Regions from separate parts of the Mus musculus genome. Here region 2 is linked to region 1. Evidence: chromatin loops called from intact Hi-C (ENCODE). Cell type or tissue: heart. All regions are shown on one strand. Each heading gives the region's core, and the rest is flanking DNA. Links, peaks and the distances in the headings are about the cores only.

What was found. Peaks named below come from ENCODE experiments on the same cell type or tissue, not always from the same donor. Only the 100,000 strongest peaks of a DNase experiment are listed, where the experiment ranks them.
Region 2: a loop joins it to region 1, with 2.5 times the contacts of the local background. A loop is called at or near these places in 2 of 42 quality-filtered maps.

What each region holds. Positions count from the first base shown.
Region 1 is chr13:16,772,591-16,783,381 of GRCm38, forward strand. No RefSeq gene overlaps it. Among named protein-coding and RNA genes, the nearest start is that of Gm25020, 430 kb to the right of the region's middle. In heart, for the core only: a CTCF peak has its summit at 4,220; no DNase peak of the experiment used is centred there.
Region 2 is chr13:16,933,233-16,944,023 of GRCm38, forward strand. The region is part of intron 13 of Sugct (succinyl-CoA glutarate-CoA transferase); the gene reads right to left. Among named protein-coding and RNA genes, the nearest start is that of Gm25020, 270 kb to the right of the region's middle. In heart, for the core only: no CTCF peak of the experiment used is centred there; DNase peaks (open chromatin) are centred at 4,369 and 4,789; H3K27ac peaks cover 342 bases.

The DNA of each region.
Region 1 (10,791 bases), core at 895-8,894:
TGGCAGACAGGTAAGAGTCTATCATGGTGGGGCAGCATGGCAGCTCAGTGTCCATGCTTAGCTGAGAAAAGACTGGAAGTAAAAAATCTTACCAACAAATGAAAAATTACAGGGTATGCTTAACCCCCCCTCAAAAAAAAATCATGATGTATTTGCTTTCTGTTCCATCTACCAAACTCTTTGCAGACCAAAGAATGAAAGTTTCACAAATGAGCCACCTAGAAAAGAGGGTTTCAAGCTAATCTACTTAGTCCTATTTTATTCATGGTAGGGTATGGGCAATTGTGTGCTGTGTCAATCAGTTTCTCAGTTTATAAGAACTGTTTATAAGCCCCAGACTAGCAACAGATTTTATTTCTATTAGCTTCTCAATAGGGACCATAAAACTATTGTACCTTCCCTAGGAATATATTGTTTTAGTAGAAATGGCTATGAGATACCTAGAGTTCATGCAAGAACACCAAGAAACACATGTGTGCATGCTCCAGATCTCTTCTATCAACCATTTGGCTTATGGTTGGATGGTCTGTATCTCCTTTATTTTCTCCTCAAATCACATTTAAGTCTAAAGTCAAACTTTATTGATATTTATTCTATGAAGTTCTTTCCACTCCTTTCTGCAAAGATGTAAAACTGTTTTTCTCCTGAACCACGTGCATATAACATATTTCTGTGGAAATCAGTTCAAAGTTCAGTGTGGAGACTTTTAACTATCTTTGCAAAGCAAGAAATAGTGTGTGAAAACTAACAAATTTTCTCCATTGGGACTTCACATAAGCTGAAAAATAATGTCTTTTTCCAATGTCTCTAATAAATGCCAGTAATATTACTTATTAAAAATTGTATATGTCATAGTGGAAGGTACCCTATTCAAATCTGCACCTTGTTTTATTCTTAAAGCTCAGTTTGAACACCCAGGGATTCATGACCATATCCAAACTACTTTCCATATTCTTCTCCTCTAAAACTCCATTGGCATAGAGTCCATATGCCTCATTATGTCCACACCTTAATGTCTACCAGTAGTGGTCCCCTCAAGTGGCAGAGAGCTGCCTACCGCTCAGATGCTGAGGAGAAATTACAAGAATAAAACTACTTGCTGAACCAACTAGTGCATCACATCTTAGTGAGATATTTAGTTGTTGCATTAACTTTTGCTGGAAAATTGTGAAGAAACATCTCTTTATCCGAGACACTCACTACATTAATGACAGACCAAATAACTAATCAATTTAAGAATTCAAACTTAGCGAACCAGTGGATTAACTTGGGTTTATTTTCAGGAGGAATAAGGGATTATCTACATGAGCATGAGACATTTATTAGTGGCTATACCTCCAAAAAGTCACCCAATCACAGCGTCAGCACCTCCTGAGGTGCCTTGAGAGCAGTCTCTCTCAGATGCTGTCTCCGATGCTTTGTGACCTTCCCCTTACTCTCCATGAAGGGATGTTATTGGATACAATCTCTTGTTGATTTCATGTGCATAATTTCAGCAATTCTGATTTCAAGTCACCTACAGACCAGACTGCAGCCTTCCACAACTGTAGCCTTATGGGGAAGAAACTGCAGCCTCTTTACTTATCTACCACTTAATCCAGACACCATGACCACAGGGCTTGGGACAATGAATGTCCCTAACTCAAGATATCATAACCATAGGACACGGAACAATGAGTGACCTTACCATCTTTCTTTGTGTCTGTAAACATTTTTTAAATTAAAAAAAAAAACATAGTAAACTGATAGGTTAAGTGCAAATAATATAAAAGTATTAACATTTCTGGTCAAAAGGATTGACATAGTAAGGGATTCTTGAAAGAGGAGACCTTTTTTTTCATTTTTCTGGGCCAGGAGGAGCCCAACTTAGCAAAGAAGAGAAGGAAGGCAGCCTGGTCGGCAGAATTGCATCATTATTCACTCCTCGATGTTGATGAGAAATGAGGGTGTTGATAGACTTCCTGTGACCAGAAAACAGATGAGCAAGAAAGTTTAATTCTGGGAATTTGTGTTTTCCATCCCAAAGATTACTCTTCAGTGATTAGTGCTTCCGCAGATGAAGGTACTTGCTAAAAATAGGTCACTAATGTTTTCCTTAGAATTGCAGCACACGTCAGAGGAGACTAATGAGCCAAAGCTGTACTATTTTCTTTTCATTTCAGTCACCCTCAAACAAATAAACCTGATAAATATTATCAGAGTCGCATATACTCATTAAGGATTAGAGTCAGTGACTATGTTTGCTTTGCTGTGTAATAAATGATGAAGCCATCATGTTGAGTGGCATGGGCTGGGAAGGTATTTTCCCATCTCAGCAGTGAAAAGTTGCTCATTGTTTTTTCACCGGCTTTCATGGGACATAGAGCAGATTACTAAAACACTCATTTGGATGTGTCTTCTTAGCACAGTCTACATTCATTTTCACATGTTCTCATCTAACCATGATATATGCTGCAAGTGGTTCTTGAATACATCGGTGAACCACAAATAAGCACTCTGAATGGCTTGAGAAAATGTGAAGACTTTCCAGTAAGAATAGTACTGTTACTACTAAGCCAACCTTGTCCTATCCCACCTGTACCACATCTACCTCCCAGGTGTAGCTAGGTTCTGCTCCAGTATACTGAGTTCCCTAAATGCTAGCCTTTCTGTATCCTCCCCAATTTCCGGACCTAGCCCTGGTTGCATGTGTTTTGGACCAATCATATCTAAGAGTCCTGACTGGGCATCTCTCCACCTCTAGGCTTGGCCCTTGTCACAAATTCTGTGTACCAGGCAAGTCTGATGGATTGGCCTGATCCCTGCTGTACCATATACAACCTCGAGGCCTAGCCTGAGATGGACACTTGTGTGCATCCCAGCCTAATGAGTTTCTGTAATCTCAGAATCCTTCACTGTGCCTGTCCCTCAAACCTAGCTTTGGTCTCACAATCTGTATGCTAGCCTAATATGGAGAGTGCTCAAGACTCAGGCCCACACATGCCACCCTTCTGCTTCCAGGCACAGCTCTGGAGCACCTAATTTCATAAAATCATACTACAAGACTTACCATCATAGATTAATTCTAATTCACTAACAGTGGATGATTTCACTCCATTTTCCCCTATATACAAGTTATCTGGAAAAAAAGAAAAGAAAAGAAAACAACAACAAAAACAAAATAAGACAACAAAATCTGGAAAAACATCGTAATTAAACAACTCATACATCAAATGGTCCTAACAGATACCCCCCACAAATACCAAATAATACACATTCTACTCAGCAGTTAATTTTAGCTTCTCTAAAAATAGATCATATCCTATTACCCAAAACAAATCTTACAAATACACAGATAAAGTGCAACTACCACCTCATCACAGCTCCTGCATCTAGCACCCAGGGAACTTTGCAGAAAAGGGGTCAGAGCATTTAATAGTCAGAATACCAGAAAATCAGGGAAATTTTGAATTAGAAAGAATATATTGATTTGTATGTAATAAGGCCATAGATTTGCATAAATGTCCACACTCAGTTTTATATGTTAAACATGTAGCCCTCAATATTATACCATTCCCAGAATAGGGCTTTGGGAGCTAGTTGGGTTAGATTAAGTCCTGAAGGTGGTGCTTTGTGATGGTCTCTGAGTCCTTATTAGAGAAATAATTACAGAGCTTCACTCCCTGACTTAGGTGACAACACAGTGAAAGAGAAGCTGTCTGTGAGCCAGGAAGAAGCTCTGACTGGAGCAGCAAACTGGCCAACACCTTGACTTGGCTTCTCAGAGAAATAAGTTTCTGTTGTTGAAATGAGTTGTGAACTTTGTTGTAAGAAATAAAGTTTCTGTCGTTGAAGCCACTTTCTGGATGGCACTTTGTGATTTTGTGATGGTGCTAACCAACGATAGATAGCTGAGGATTCTTTTTGCTTGAATAACACTGCACTCTTTTTTTCCTCTGCTCAAGAGGAAGTTAATGTCTGCTCCTAAGGTGTGTCTCACTTTCCAAATTCCTTTTATAGCAATGATTTGGCCACTAGTTCCAGATGCTTGAATTTATGCTTTCTTCTTAAAATATCACTGAATATTGGGGTAAAATTTTCCAACTGCTCCTTTCATGATATTATATGGACAGCTCATAGAGGAGTAGAGCAACTCAACCTCTCATTTCTCCATGACTTGGCCATGTAATCAGCACTTGCGTGGAAATGAAGTTTCACCAGATGGAGCTATGACACACAAGGATGATTTTACCAAGTGTCTCCTGGAAGACCTGCCAATAATGATGACATCCAGGCCAGCTAGCTCATCATGGTGGCCATCAGACTACGATGCTACTGAACCTCAATGGACTGGTAAGAGCCAGAGACCTAGGAGAAAAATAATATTTAATATTCATACTTCGGTAAAACATTTTGTATCAACATTTCTGGTCTTTAGATTAGTGACCACAATACATCAGGGTTAGTTTGGGTTAAGCTTGAGTCTTGGATAAGAATAGACTGAAAGACCCATGCTTTTTTTTTTCAGATATCTGGGAAAAGGGTCCCAAGTGTATTGTCAAGTGGCTGTTCTGGTTCTTGCAAAGTCCAAATTGCCAAAGGGAAGCCACATCAAGAAAGATCCTCTCACAGGTGTGGGAGTCAACATTTTGTGGGGACACATGGGAAGCAAGTACCAACAAATAGCAGAGGGTGTCAGCTTTGTACTTGCACCTACTCAGGGACCTATACTATAGGGCTGAGCCAGATGAGCAATGATATATATATATATATATATATATATATATATATATATATATATATATAATTTTATATTTTTGCTTATTCACTATATATCCCACTCACTGCCCCTGTCTCAGTTACCCCCTCCCACAATCTTTCCCCTGTCTACCCTTTCCCTGTATAAGCCCCCTGAGCCTGGCACTTCAAGTCTATATGAGATTAGGTGCTTCCTCTCCCATTAAGGCCACACAAGGCAGCCCAGCTAGTAGAGCATATCCCAATTATGGCAACAGCTTTCTGGATAGCTCCCCATTCCAGTTTTTCAAAACCCACATGAAAGTCAAGCTGCTAAGTATGAGCAGGGAGGCGCAGCCCATGTGTCTTCTTTACTTGGTGGTTCAGACTCTGAGAGCCTGAAGGGTCTAAGTTAGTTGACTCTGTTGGCCTTCCTGTGGAGTTCCTATCCCCTTTGCAATCCTTCCTCCTGCTCTTCCATAAAAGTCCTCAAACTCCATTCACTGTTTGGGTGTGGATGTCTGTATTTGTCTGCCTAAGCTCCTGGGTGGAACCTCTCACAGGACATGAGCAACACTCTTAAAGCATCCAGCCCTGACAACCTAAGTGACCTTTACAGATCCCAAACAATTGTGCTACTGCCTTGTTTAATGCATCTCATGACATCTTCTGCATAAAGAACAGCACCAAAACTCAACAGTGCACAATGCGAGGATCTGTTCTGTGCTCATTTTGGCAACCTCATCCTGAGCATTCTCTTTTTTTTGCACCACTCCACACTAAGCTCTTTCTTCTGTCTCTATAGAGTATCTTTCCTTTTGTGCCTCATGCCCTTAGCATGTCCTGATTTTATTCCACTGATTAGACTATACATATTTCTGACATTGGCTAGCCTTCCCTCTTTGGGTCTTACCACAATTACTCTATTATAAACTTTATTTCCTGCTGACATGATTTTATATCTTTTTAGGTTGGGAACATGTCTATCATGATGTCTGGTCATGATGTGTGTGTGTGTGTGTGTGTGTGTGTGTGTGTGTGTATGTGTATATATATATATATATTTGAATATATATATACATATATATATATGCAAGTTATAATTGCTTGACACCTGAGACAATTAGTCTTGACATCCAATTAGTATTTGACTGAATGAATGAAAAAAATGAATGAGTGAAATGAATGAATTAGATATCAAAAGTCCTGGTAACAAGAGTTAAATGCCCTATCTGTGCTGGTGCCCTACAGTCACTTGACTCTGGTGTCAAAGCAGTTCAGAAAACAAGTACATTGTTCTGACAGCCAACTTCTCTGGGAACTTTTATCTAGAGGCAAAGAAAGATAAATATTGCCATCAGTTCAGCTGTCTTAGTGCATTTTCTGTTGCTAATAACACAATACCATAAGCTGGATAAGTTATAAAGAAAAAGGCTGGTTTGGGCTCATCGTTCTGGTCCAAAGCAGAAGGGATCTGGTGATGTCCTTCTTACTGACAGCATTTTAAAGTGGTGCAGGACATCACATGGCAAGAAAGTAGGAGAGGCCAAGCCAAAAGGATTTTTCTTACAGACTTAACCTTAAGACCACCCAGAAATCCACTAATCCATTAATCACATGACTACATTAATCATGTTATTAGGAGAGAATGTTGTTTCTTTAAGGTCTTTCTTTGTTCTACTTAAAATCTTATAGTTAGAATTAAATTTAATTTAACATTAAATTAAATTAAATTAATTCAAATTGTGGTTTGAATTTTTGAGGAGACAATCCACTGTCAAAAAAATCACACAAGCATGAATCTGCACACTAAGTGATAAGTGTAAGTGTAAGCCTAGAGTCAGCCTGTGCTACACTGGTCAGCAGTGTGCAAGCTGTATTAATTCACATGTAAATGCTCATTTGGTTAGTCTGCCTTTATCAACAAGGAGAAGATATCTGGAACCCCACTAAAGACTCAAGAATAGAGAATCTCAGCCAGCCAATTGTGACCAGGAAAAAAAAATCAAAGCTTGCATCTCAGACATGTCAAGTTTAAAAGACAAGCAGTAGGTTCATCAGGCCACAAGGACAGTAGTCAAACACAACCCTACCTCACATTCAAACTTGGCAAATACACAGTGGTGTGTGTGTGTGTGTGTGTGTGTGTGTGTGTGAAAGGCAAGAGTAGGACATGGTAGCATTTCCATAAGTGTGCCAAGTAGAAATTGGATTGGTCACTTTAAATGCAGTTTGGTCCTAATTAATTTGGAAAAAAAGCAAAGACCACACAAACCAATTGGTTAAAACTAAGAACAGTCTTGTCCTGTTTCTGTAGATCCTCTCACTGTTTCATAAAGGTCATTATCAGAATAGCATCATCATTGGATGGAGTCTTGTTAGTGGCTACTTGGTAAGCTTGGGTTTACCTTCTTCTCTAGAAGTACATATGATCTGCTATCCTAGAATATTTCAATAAATACTGAACTCCTAATTCCTTCATGTGCCTTCTGCATGGAACACAAATAGGTCTAGATTAAGTGGTATAGCATTACAACTTGCCTTATTAATTTAAAGAGAGTCAGGACACAGTTTGAATAATGAATCCAAAGACATTTAAAATGGTGCTCTCAATTGATTTTAAGATAGAAACACTGCTCCCTGCCTTTAATGATAGTCTTCTGTCTTAGTTAGGTTTATATTGCTGTCTTAGTTAGGTTTTTATTGCTGTGATGAACCACTGCAACCACAAACAACTCAAGAGTAAAGGGATTAATTCATCTCATACTTCCAGGTAACAGTCTACCGCTGAGGCAAAACATGGCAGGAACTTTGGCATGAACCTGGAGGCTGAAACTGAAACAGAGGCCATGCTTACTAGCTTGCTCTCCAGGGCTTGCTCAGTTTGTTCTACCACTCAGGACAATCCCCCAGTGGACTAGGTTTTACCACATCAAACATTAACTGTAGCTGTCCAGTGGCTTTGGTCAAACTGGGTACCTGAAAGGAGAGCTAGGGATGAAATAGGACAGACAGACAAGAGAGGAATGAAGCCAAAACAAAGGTCTCTGATCAAGGCTTAATGTTCAGTTTTTAGCTCTGAATATATAGGGGATAAACTCAAAGGCCCATTCTCCAGCTGGATTCTGTTGCTTAACAAGTTCAGCAGCTCAGTGGGCAGTCTGCTCAAGTCTCAGGCAGGATGATAGAAATGTATCGAGGCCAGGTGTGTTTAGCCAACTCAAGGCTGGGGGAAGGGCACAATTAACCAAGTCAATGTTCTACAAACTCACCTACAGGCCAATCTGAAGGAGACAACTTCTCAGTTGAAGCACCTTCTTCCTAGATGAACCAAGGTAGTGTCAAATGACCAAAAAAAAAAAAAAAAAAAAAAAAAAAAAAAAAAAACACCTAACCAGATTATCAACATATGCTGGAAGTAAGATGACAGCTCTCTTTTTCAGATGATCTATTGTATTTGCTATTATTATTAATATTACACCCTGTTTTTTTCTTTCTTTTCTGAAGTAACAGCCAGAGTGTCAGCCAAACACTGGTGACCCATTTGAGGCTAATTTTCTACAGTTATGTATATTCAGTTCTCCACCTCACACTCAATGTTGGCAAATATATAATGGGAAAATATTGGGAGACAATTTTTTGCATGTGTGCAAAAGGTCAACTGGTTGCTGATTTATCACCAACTTGCAAAGGTGGAAAAGGCCTCTGCTCAAACCAAAGCTGGTCATTCAGAGGTCATTCTGTAAACTGATCGTTTATTTGTATGGCGTTCACCTTCTACAGGGAGATGGGATTACATATGGTTCCATTACGTCATTGCAAGTGACTATCTCTCCACATAGTCCATTAGGGACTTCAGTATGTAGGTAGCTCATTTGAATGTTGGTTAATTCTTTGGGCTTGAAAAAAAGGTGAAATCCGGTGGAATCTTTACTATTTGAATTCATTTCAAATGAGTAGCATGACATAGTTTCTCGTCACAGAAGACATATTTCTTCCTTTCTCATCTCACCCACTCCTAAAATAAAAGATGGCTGGCAAAAGACACAGAAAGCTTGGAAAATCAAAGGAGGGACTATCCTGATCTGATCAAATTTAGTGGCCCCAGACTCAGGTGGCCAGTAAAGGGATAGAACAAAAGTAATCCACCCTCCTCTACTTACATCAGCATGTACCCCATGGGAGCATGTTAAACCCCAAGTTTTACTTTTACTCTGTAGATGAGGAAATGGAGATATAAGAGTCAGATTGTTTCCCATCATAACCCAGAGAAAAATTCTTGCCTGTCTTAAGATTCTCAAAGCAGAGCACTCTGGCAAAGGACTCTGAAGCTGCATCTGAATTTTAATTAGGGCAGTAGTGCATGGTATTGAAGGTCTCTCTTCTCTCTTCTCCTGCCTTCTTAGAGTTAGGTAACCTCACATCAAGTTTCTGTGGCTAACAATGACTCCCTTTCTTTTCTTTCTTTCTTCTTCTTTTTTTGTGTTTTCGTTTTTTGGTTTTTTTTTTTTCCGAGACAGGGTTTCTCTGTGTAGCCCTGGCTGTCCTGGAACTCACTCTGTAGACCAGGCTGGTCTTGAACTCAGAAATCCATCTGCCTCTGCCTCCCAAGTGCTGGGATTAAAGGCTTATGCCACCACTACCCAGCTGACTCCCTTTCTTTTAAAATTTTGATTGGTTGTTGTTGTTTTCTATTAGTTTGCTTTTTGTTGTTTTTGATTAGTTGTTTTTCGAGACAGGGCTTCTCTGCGTAGCCCTGGCTGTCCTGGTACTTCCTTTGTAGATCAGGCTACTCTTAACTTAGAGATCAGCCTCATAAGTGGAGGGACTAAAGGTATGTGCCTCCAACAACCAGCTCTAAAATTTTGATTGTTATATTGGTATTGCTACCCCAATGGTGAACTACTAAACATTGACATTCAACTAACACACCTGTCCACCACTGATATGCAAAGCAGGAGATATATCACAGGATCCTGGTGTATTTATTCATTCAAATTGGAATTGAAATCACACATCGGGCTTCCATGGATCTTAAGTAAATGCTGTGAAAAAAAAAAAAAAAAAAAAAAAAAACCTTTCCACAAGAATCCTTGAGCTCCATCAAGTGTTTGGCTGTGGGTCTCTGTATCTGTTTCCATTAGCTACTGAGTGAGCCTCTCAGAAGACAGTTTTGCTAGGAACCAGCTTGCAAGCATAACAGAGTATCATTAATAGTGTCAGAGATTAGTTCTTGCCCATGGAATGGGTCTTCACTTGGCCCAGTCATTGGCTAGCCATTCCCTCAGTCTCTGTTCTATCTTCGTCCCTGCACATATTTATAGGCAGGACACATTTTGGGTAGAAGGTGTTGTGGATGGGTTGGTGTCCTTATCTCTCCACTGAAAGTCCTGACTGACTACAGGAAGTACCCACTTCAGGATACATATCCTCTACTGCTAGAAGTTTCAGGTAGAGTCACCTGCATAGACAACTGCCCCCTCCCTCTATGCCCCTTTCTCCCCTGTTGTTCATACAAGTGGTGATCTCTGCCCATAGACCCAGATTCCTTCTTCCTCCCTGCCCTTTCCCTATTCCATCCAATTTCCTCCATTCATCCATCTCCAATTTCTATTTTAATACCCCTTCTGAGACAAATTCAACCATCCTCCCTTGAGCACTCATGGTTATTTGGATGGAGCTCAGGGAGTCTTGTTGAAAGAGTTGAGAGAAGCATTGAGGGACTCAAAGAGGATAGGGACTTCACATGAAGACCAACAGAGTCACCTACCCTGGATCCTTGGGGGCTTCCCGAGACTGAACTGTCAACCAAAGAGGGGGCATAGGGTAGACATAACCACCCACCTTCTATGTAGCAGACATGTAGCTTGGTCTTCATCCAGGTTCTCCAATAACTAGAGAGGAGGCTATCTCCAAATCTGTTGCCTGACTATAGGGATTCTGTTTCTCTAACTGGGCCACCTTGTCTGGTCTCAATGAGAGAAGATGAACACTGTTCTCTCTCTCTCTCTCTCTCTCTCTCTCTCTCTCTCTCTCTGTGTGTGTGTGTGTGTGTGTGTGTGTGTGTGTGTGTGT
Region 2 (10,791 bases), core at 881-8,880, 160 kb after region 1:
GCCCTAGAGTGGATTAACATGAGGAGCTGACCTGAGCACCAGCATCCTTCTTTTCCTGACTGGAGATACAGTGTGAGAAGTCCCTCACTTTCCTACTTGCATCCTTCCCTATTGTGATGGACTACATCCTGCATCCGTAAGCCAAAAGAAGCTCCTCCTTAGGCTGTTTTTGTCAGGTACCTGATCACAATAATGAGAAGAACATTAACAAATACAATTCTTTCTATACACAACTGCTTCTGAAGGCTCTTTCAATTATTTGTATGGTAAAGAGCAATACAATTAGCAAAATAATTCAGGATTGCTTCTGCTAAGGCAGAAGTTTCTAGTCCATGAATATCTTTGCCTATCAGTACTGTAATTAAAGTCAAAAATGATTGTCAAGCTAATATTTGCTGAATAACATATAATAAGCCCAACCTAACAGATTAGAGAATCACTTCTCTTTGTTAATTAAACGTGATATTGAACACGTGCCAGAAAGAACACGCTATAATGCATATTGCACAGGAATCAACCATCCATACCTTCACTACAGTGGTCTCTCTTCTGGCACTTGCAGAGTCATTCCCGTGGAGTGCAGCCTCTGCATATTGCTGTTATCATGCCTGTCTGAGATATTGCTCTCCAGTTTCCTCAGCCCTTAATCAATACTTAACTTATTGACTTTCTATGAGGAAACTCAAGGTCTTAAGCAAACTCAGATTTTTTAAAAACAAAATTACAATCAGGTCCCTGGTGGTTTTGCTAAATTGTAAACCAATTATAATTTTTCACTCATGAAGCCCACTGACTTAGAAGTTGTTACATCCAGGTATTTTTGTTGTTCTTTGTTTGTTTTACTCCTGTAACCATTTTTCTTGTGTTATTACATTATTTTGGGAATAGTGATAATATATCCTACAAATAAAAGGAAAAGTGTTTCTAGTGTGAGTGTTCCCAGCCATCAAAAGCAAGCCTTGGAGGACTTTTCTGGATTGATCCTAAATTATCATTACCATTTAGTCTAAAGAAATTGCAACAAGAAGTTCCTATTCGCTAGCTAGAACTAAGATTCTTCCAGTGGGATTTAGGCAATTTACTTATACTGAAAATAATGTAACAACTGGGCTGTGAGATAAAGGAAGACAGCCCAACTGTCAGAGTTGTTTGATTATGATAATGAATTCATGGCTGGTTCACCTAAAATAAATTAATGAAAAATGGAGATACTCCTACCCAGTCCATCGACACACAACCATTTGTGTTTTCAAGAGACCTCTATGTAGCAGTGTATGCCTTTCCTCAGGAATAAATGGATAGAATCTAGCTAGGGCAGAGCCAGTGAGAGCAGAGATTATTATACATTTGATTTACTAAATCTATATGCCTGCTGACCATATTCAGAATGTCTCCTTATAATTGGTTTTTACAAAAATATTTTGTTACCCAGAAATTGCATAAAGGATTATCACTGTTAGTTACCATGGGTATGGATGTTAGTACTGTCTATTTTTTTACAATACACGAACCATAATTCCTAGGGCAGTGATGAAACAAAGTTTCCATGTGATTAAATGACTGGTTTCAGGTAACAAAAATCACAAGCTCTGGGTGAGTTTTTAGGTTCTGGGACTTCATTCAGTGTTGGTTTTTCTAGCCACCTGAGTCTATTACTACCTATGTATACAGTAATCATGTCTGATGATACAGTACAAGCTATTATTAAGGACATTGCACGTCATTTAAGTATTAGAATTGTTTTAAAAGGATTCTCTTCTCCAGTTCCTCTTACAGAAAAGACAAGCTATACAGGGGTCAAGAAAAGGACACATGCTAGCTCAAGAGATGAAGAATTCAGAGTATTAATGGGGGATTAGTATACAAGAGTCCCTTCCAGGGGTAAGTGACTTAGTTCTCTGAATGTAATCCCAAGTCATGTAGGATGTTAATGATGTAACAGTGTTCAGAATAACTACCAAAAGAGGGTGACCTAAGCAGTTCTGAATGGTCCACTTGAAACACTAAAAAGGAAAATGAGAAGAATGCAATTAGCCCCATCCAAGGGGAACTCCAGCTGAAGAAGGTAAGCCTTCCCCAGTACAAAGGCATGCTGATGAGAGGAACAGAAATAAGTTCTGACAATGTTCTGTAACCGCCCTTCCCCCACATTTGCTCCAAAATACCTGCTTGTGTTTGCTCTGCAGTCAGGCTTTAACTGTGCTGTGTATACCAACCAACCAACCAACCAACTAACCAACCAACCAACCAGCCAACCAGCATGCCATACTAGGTAAGCCTTTGAGGAAAGTACAAAGGCAAGGATAGAAATAGACAAACGCTTCAAAAACTTTCCTCACATCCTAACTCAGTGTATAATTAGGAAATAAGCATTTTAATGAATCATATGTCCAGGCTCAATCCTGAGAGATAAAATATGATGAATCTTCCATTTCTGTCTTTTGATAGGTCAGAATCCAGTTGATTTGGAGAACAAAATTGTTTTATGTGTGTTTCCTGAGGCTGTGGGTCATAGTAAGGGCATCCGACTACATCATTACTAGATCATCCGACTTCCCAGGAAGGTACATCACAGTATGCCAAGTAACTAAAAAATCTCTGATTTCAGAGGTAAGCAGAAGCTGGAGGTATAGGTCAGATGTAGACTGCTGGCCTGGTGTGTGTGAAGTCCTGAGTTCATTCCTCAGTAAGACAAAACCCAAATATCAATAACAAAAATAATTACCTCATGTTAATAAAATAAGAGTAACATTCTAGCCTAAATTACTGTTCTCATCCATACACCGAGTTAGTATATTTTCTTAGTAATTTATTATGAAGGCTATTTTCTTTAAGAAGACATTCTTAGGAATGTTCAAAGTTCATCACTAGAACAAGAATCTATGGTCAGAAAAAGGGTGTGAACAAATCTGCTGTCCCTGAGCCTACCTCTATCATCCTCATCTCTAATCTTATGCCCTCTCCTGGGAACTCATCCTGTCTCTGTGATAATGTCTCAACATAAGCATAAAAATATTTTAATTTATTTTGGTTACTCGTGTATGTGTGTGTGTGTGTGTGTGTGTGTGTGTGTGTGTGTGTGTGTATGTGTATCTATGTAATAGAGGTCACCTTTCAGGAGTCAGTTCTCTCATTACACCATGATACCAAACTAAGGTCCTCAGGTCTGCACAGCAGAACTATCCCAGGCCCCACTATGTGCTTTCTGCAACAGGTTAACAGAAATGGACTGAAGTATTGAGAACTCTCTTCTATGCAGTGAAGCAGAATTAAAGGGGAATGAGGAGAATGCTACACACTGACTTCCTGTGTATATGAAGAAAAAACAAATGGAAAAACAATATTTAATAACACTTAAAAATTAAGGGATCTTCCTTTCTTCTCTCGAAAATCACTTTTAAAATACTAAGGTAATACTGTAAATTTTAGGGAAATATTAATGAAAGTAAAGGGCAAAAAAATCCACACACTTATCACCACCAAGTAATTATTACTCTTAATAAATAGCATTATTATTAACTAATATATTTATTCCTTCTTAAAGTTTGGGCAGAAGTCATAAACCTCAAAATATAAATCTCAGAAAAATAACTGTCTACTATAAGGATGAGTTTTCCAAAATAACAAGCTCTAAAGCAAATGTAAAAAGGATATAAAGAGAATAGCAGCCACTTGTTATTCAATAGCCACCTACACAAGTTGTCTGAGCAGCAGTTCAGACACTAACTCAAGGGTAGGAAAGCACTAGAGTCCCATCCACCTAGCACATAGCACCCCTTTTAGAGACATCTATCGGCAGACCTCTGTACTTGTAAAAAATTTCACTTACCCCCCAGGCAGTGATATGCATCATTTCTATGTGGTCTCAAGTTTCAACACACAATGTGACCGACCCACATAGCTCTGTTACCTAAAAGCACATCCCTATATGGTGTGCTACAAACATATATATATATCAAATGCCTCTGCATTCACACATGCAAGAATGCACTTGAATACTTGTTGGAGTCTCTTTGGCCTTTTTTATTCCCAGAGCTGACAAACTTTTCCTGAGTCAAGAGTCAACTAGAACTTATATTTTATTGTGAGTTCCATCACTATTGGTTTTGTTTTGTCTTTGGGTTTTTTTTGGGGGGGGGGAAGGTGGTCAATTCTACTAATGTCCCTTAATTCCTGGGGAGTATGAAACAGAAATTTAGTACCAGAAGCCTAGAGCAGAACTAAGAAAGCCTTGAGAAGAATCATCTTGGCTGTAGAGAAACAGCATATCTTGTGTGTAACGAAGAGAAGCAGCTAGCTGATCTAGCCTTCAAGGAGGAGAGTGAACGCCCCACAGAGAAGCGAGCTAGCTTTCGTCAAAAGCTCATGTGGTGCCAAAAATAGGAAACACGCGTATCCACAAGAGGAGTTCCATGCCTGAAGAGTGGGAAAGGACAAAGTCGGCGACAGCAGGCTTATGGTGTCCTTTGGTAAGTATCTTTGAAAATACTTCCTCTTTACCATTTGCAAGATTTATAATGGCATTGTTTCTGCTTTAATGAACTCCATGCTGGTCTCTGAAAATTGTTATCTCAAAATGTTTCAAACTCCTCAATGTTGGTGTTTTAATTTTTTTTAAAGGCAACTCAATTTTAAAAAGGGAGGGCACACTAGGAACTCCAAGTCCTGCCAATTTTTTCTTGCTGCCAAGTCCTATTAGTATAAATGAACGGTTTATTTTAAGAAATGCCTGATAAATGAGTCCACACAATCAGTAATGAGGGGACTGTCAGCAAAGGAGAATCATTTCCAAAATTCACTTGGCATCGAGGAGCTAACGCCTTGTAAGCTCACACTGGGTTATGTGGCCCTAGCCCCTGTGGATGCCATAAATCCCCCCCCCCCCCCCACCCAGTGAACAGAGGAGTCACTGATAAGTAGAGCTGCTAAGTTTCTCTGTGTCCACTTACAGCTCTTGAAAACTGAAACCAAAGCATGGCCATCTTCAAACTTACCTCATCAGTAGTTTCTACTCTAATCCAAGGAGTTTGTTTTATAGTTTTTCAACTTCTCCCAGGAAAAAAAAACCATTAAAGACTTTGGAGAATCATGGTGAAATTTTTCAGAAATTAAAAACAAAGCCAGTCTCAGCCAAAATAGAACAGAGCATGATATGACCAGGGCAAGTTATAGAGTTTCACGACCTATAGGACGTACACACCCGCCCAGCTTCTTTACAGGTTCCATAAAACCTACACACTTGCCCAGCACCTGTCCATATCCCATAGGACTGATGCGTTTATCCAGTTCCTATCTACAGCTTAAAGGACCACACGGATCCTGCCCACAGCTTGCAGGACCTATAAGCACACCCAATTCCTATCCTCATCCCCATGAGGCTTTCTGCTTATATTGCAAATCACTGTTCATCCCCAACATTAAGATGTGGGATAAAGAAAACAAATAGATGGGCAGCTGAATAGTGAGATGTGATGATGCCAGTGAGCAGCCTGCACAGAGTTCCTCTGTGGCTCTGTGGGATAGAGTAACCCAATCATGTGGCACTCATATTTTTATAATAAAAGAACAACATGTAAACTGTGATACTGGAAGTTAAAGAACAGCGTCCCCCTTCCCCACAACTCGAATGGAGAATTGGCCCGTCTTAGAACTGTGTCTGATGGGAGGGAAAATGATGTTCTTTTATGGCAGCAAACAGAGGCCAAGCTATTGTGGGAATGCAAACTTTCAAACTTAGAGTTTCTTATCAGTGACGCCTCTCTGTGTTCTGTAGTGTTACAAAAGTTAATGTGCAAATAAACTAAACAATTCCCTTTAGTCCTTGCCCACCTTCCATCTTCCTTGGCCCACTAATGAATACTGTGCGATGAGTTTCTACTGCTTCTGCCGCTGCGCCATTTGCCAATCACCGTCTGAAAGACATCCACTTAGTTTTGTCAGCATCTGTGTAATGTTTCTGGTGACCTGGCATTGCTGAGACTCCAAGTGGGAGACAAAAGTGTTTCATACAATTTACACTACTCATATTTTGTATTTAATATGTTTAAACACGAGGATCAGAGTTCAGCGTTTAATGCAATGCAGTATGTACACAAGCTGACTAAGTTACAGATGAGCAGAAGAGATGCTGCTCCAATCTTATAGCGAGAGGAAAGATCCCAGCTCTTCTTAGGAAATATTTACACATTCCAAGCATTCTTCCCATTATTAATAAGCAAATTTTTCACGGATCCTTGGGGACTATGAGAGAAAGTGATGCCTATTTTGCAGATGAGGAAACGGTGTCCTAAAAAGAAGCTAGGTGAATTTCTTACCGACCAGTTTATCAACAGAGCCAGAACAAGCTCCACTCAGTGCAGGCTCCCGTCACTCCCCCATCAATCTGCCTGATTTTTTTCCCCTAAGATCTCTGCTCACAATGGTACTATCCGCTCTATACTGGGGAGTTTGGTCTGTGTACATAGTCCTAAGACGCCTGCATCAGAACTAAAAAGGCTGGATAAATAGACTGTGATATGGTCTTTATCTGTGCTCAGTAAAAATCATATAGGAGTCTGGTAACATGGCTTAGTGGAGTGGATACAGTTACTTGCTCTGCAAACATGAAGACCTGAGTTCAGATCCTCTTGTACGTACAGTATTACATACAAGTATTACTGTAACGAGCCAGGCTCAGAGTCACATTTCTGGAACCCTAGCACCAGCTCGTGCAGTGACTCGTGTCCCAGGGGCTTGTTAGCCAGTTAAAAAAAGAACTGTCGCGGCTGGGGAGGCGGCCTAAGCCACAGCAGCAGCGGTCGCCATCTTGGTCCGAGACCCGCCGAACTTAGGAAATTAGTCTGAACAGGTGAGAGGGTGCGCCAGAGAACCTGACAGCTTCTGGAACAGGCGGAAGCACAGAGGCGCTGAGGCAGCACCCTTTGTGGGCCGGGGACAGCCAGCCACCGTCCGGACCGGAGGACAGGTGCCCGCCCGGCTGGGGAGGCGGCCTAAGCCACAGCAGCAGCGGTCGCCATCTTGGTCCCGGGACTCCAAGGAACTTAGGAATTTAGTCTGCTTAGGTGAGAGTCTGTACCACCTGGGAACTGCCAAAGCAACACAGTGTCTGAGAAAGGTCCTGTTTTGGGCCTTCTTCTTCGGCCAGGAGGAGGTCCAAATACAAGATATCTGCGCACCTTCCCTGTAAGAGAGCTTGCCAGCAGAGAGTGCTCTGAGCACTGAAACTCAGAGGAGAGAATCTGTCTCCCAGGTCTGCTGATAGACGGTAACAGAATCACCAGAAGAACAATCTCTAAACAGAGTCAACTATAACTACTAACTCCAGAGATTACCAGATGGCGAAAGGTAAACGGAGGAATCTTACTAACAGGAACCAAGACCACTCACCATCACCAGAACCCAGCACACCCACTTCGCCCAGTCCAGGGAACCCCAACACACCTGAGAACCTAGACCTAGATTTAAAAGCATATCTCATGATGATGGTAGAGGACATCAAGAAGGACTTTAATAAATCACTTAAAGAAATACAGGAGAACACTGCTAAAGAGTTACAAGTCCTTAAAGAAAAACAGGAAAACACAATCAAACAGGTAGAAGTCCTTACAGAAAAAGAGGAAAAAACATACAAACAGGTGATGGAAATGAACAAAACCATACTAGACCTAAAAAGGGAAGTAGACACAATAAAGAAAACTCAAAGGGAGGCAACACTAGAGATAGAAACCCTAGGAAAGAAATCTGGAACCATAGATTTGAGCATCAGCAACAGAATACAAGAGATGGAAGAGAGAATCTCAGGTGCAGAAGATTCCATAGAGAACATCGGCACAACAATCAAAGAAAATGGAAAATGCAAAAAGATCCTAACTCAAAATATCCAGGAAATCCAGGACACAATGAGAAGACCAAACGTACGGATAATAGGAGTGGATGAGAATGAAGATTTTCAACTCAAAGGTCCAGCAAACATCTTCAACAAAATTATTGAAGAAAACTTCCCAAATCTAAAGAATGAGATGCATATGAACATACAAGAAGCCTACAGAACTCCAAATAGACTGGACAAGAAAAGAAATTCCTCCCGACACATAATAATCAGAACATCAAATGCACTAAATAAAGATAGAATACTAAAAGCAGTAAGGGAAAAAGGTCAAGTAACATATAAAGGCAAGCCTATCAGAATTACACCAGATTTTTCACCAGAGACTATGAAAGCCAGAAGAGCCTGGACAGATGTTATACAGACACTAAGAGAACACAAACTGCAGCCCAGGCTACTATACCCAGCCAAACTCTCAATTATCATAGAGGGAGAAACCAAAGTATTCCACGACAAAACCAAATTCACGCATTATCTCTCCACGAATCCAGCCCTTCAAAGGATAATAACAGAAAAAAACCAATACAAGAACGGGAACAACGCCCTAGAAAAAACAAGAAGGTAATCCCTCAACAAACCTAAAAGAAGACAGCCAAAAGAACAGAATGCCACCTTTAACAACTAAAGTAACAGGAAGCAACAATTACTTTTCCTTAATATCTCTTAACATAAATGGTCTCAACTCGCCAATAAAAAGACATAGACTAACAAACTGGCTACACAAACAAGACCCAACATTTTGCTGCTTACAGGAAACTCATCTCAGAGAAAAAGATAGACACTACCTCAGAATGAAAGGCTGGAAAACAATTTTCCAAGCAAATGGTATGAAGAAACAAGCAGGAGTAGCCATCCTAATATCTGATAAGATTGACTTCCAACCCAAAGTCATCAAAAAAGACAAGGAGGGACACTTCATTCTCATCAAAGGTAAAATCCTCCAAGAGGAACTCTCAATTCTGAATATCTATGCTCCAAATACAAGAGCAGCCACATTCACTAAAGAAACTTTAGTAAAGCTCAAAGCACACATTGCGCCTCACACAATAATAGTGGGAGACTTCAACACACCACTTTCACCAATGGACAGATCATGGAAACAGAAACTAAACAGGGACACACTGAAACTAACAGAAGTGATGAAACAAATGGATCTGACAGATATCTACAGAACATTTTATCCTAAAACAAAAGGATATACCTTCTTCTCAGCACCTCATGGTACCTTCTCCAAAATTGACCACATAATAGGTCACAAATCAGGCCTCAACAGATTTAAAAATATTGAAATTGTCCCATGTATCCTATCAGATCACCATGCACTAAGGCTGATCTTCAATAACAAAATAAATAACAGAAAGCCAACATTCACATGGAAACTGAACAACACTCTTCTCAATGATACCTTGGTCAAGGAAGGAATAAAGAAAGAAATTAAAGACTTTTTAGAGTTTAATGAAAATGAAGCCACAACGTACCCAAACCTTTGGGACACAATGAAAGCATTTCTAAGAGGGAAACTCATAGCTATGAGTGCCTTCAAGAAAAAACGGGAGAGAGCACATACCAGCAGCTTGACAACACATCTAAAAGCTCTAGAAAAAAAGGAAGCAAATTCACCCAAGAGGAGTAGACGGCAGGAAATAATCAAACTCAGGGGTGAAATCAACCAAGTGGAAACAAGAAGAACTATTCAAAGAATTAACCAAACGAGGAGTTGGTTCTTTGAGAAAATCAACAAGATAGATAAACCCTTAGCTAGACTCACTAAAGGGCACAGGGACAAAATCCTAATTAACAAAATCAGAAATGAAAAGGGAGACATAACAACAGATCCTGAAGAAATCCAAAACACCATCAGATCCTTCTACAAAAGGCTATACTCAACAAAACTGGAAAACCTGGACGAAATGGACAAATTTCTGGACAGATACCAGGTACCAAAGTTGAATCAGGATCAAGTTGACCTTCTAAACAGTCCCATATCCCCTAAAGAAATAGAAGCAGTTATTAATAGTCTCCCAGCCAAAAAAAGCCCAGGACCAGACGGGTTTAGTGCAGAGTTCTATCAGACCTTCAAAGAAGATCTAACTCCAGTTCTGCACAAACTTTTTCACAAGATAGAAGTAGAAGGTATTCTACCCAACTCATTTTATGAAGCCACTATTACTCTGATACCTAAACCACAGAAAGATCCAACAAAGATAGAGAACTTCAGACCAATTTCTCTTATGAACATCGATGCAAAAATCCTTAATAAAATTCTCGCTAACCGAATCCAAGAACACATTAAAGCAATCATCCATCCTGACCAAGTAGGTTTTATTCCAGGGATGCAGGGATGGTTTAATATACGAAAATCCATCAATGTAATCCATTATATAAACAAACTCAAAGACAAAAACCACATGATCATCTCGTTAGATGCAGAAAAAGCATTTGACAAGATCCAACACCCATTCATGATAAAAGTTCTGGAAAGATCAGGAATTCAAGGCCAATACCTAAACATGATAAAAGCAATCTACAGCAAACCAGTAGCCAACATCAAAGTAAATGGAGAGAAGCTGGAAGCAATCCCACTAAAATCAGGGACTAGACAAGGCTGCCCACTTTCTCCCTACCTTTTCAACATAGTACTTGAAGTATTAGCCAGAGCAATTCGACAACAAAAGGAGATCAAGGGGATACAAATTGGAAAAGAGGAAGTCAAAATATCACTTTTTGCAGATGATATGATAGTATATATAAGTGACCCTAAAAATTCCAACAGAGAACTCCTAAACCTGATAAACAGCTTCGGTGAAGTAGCTGGATATAAAATTAACTCAAACAAGTCAATGGCCTTTCTCTACACAAAGAATAAACAGGCTGAGAAAGAAATTAGGGAAACAACACCCTTCTCA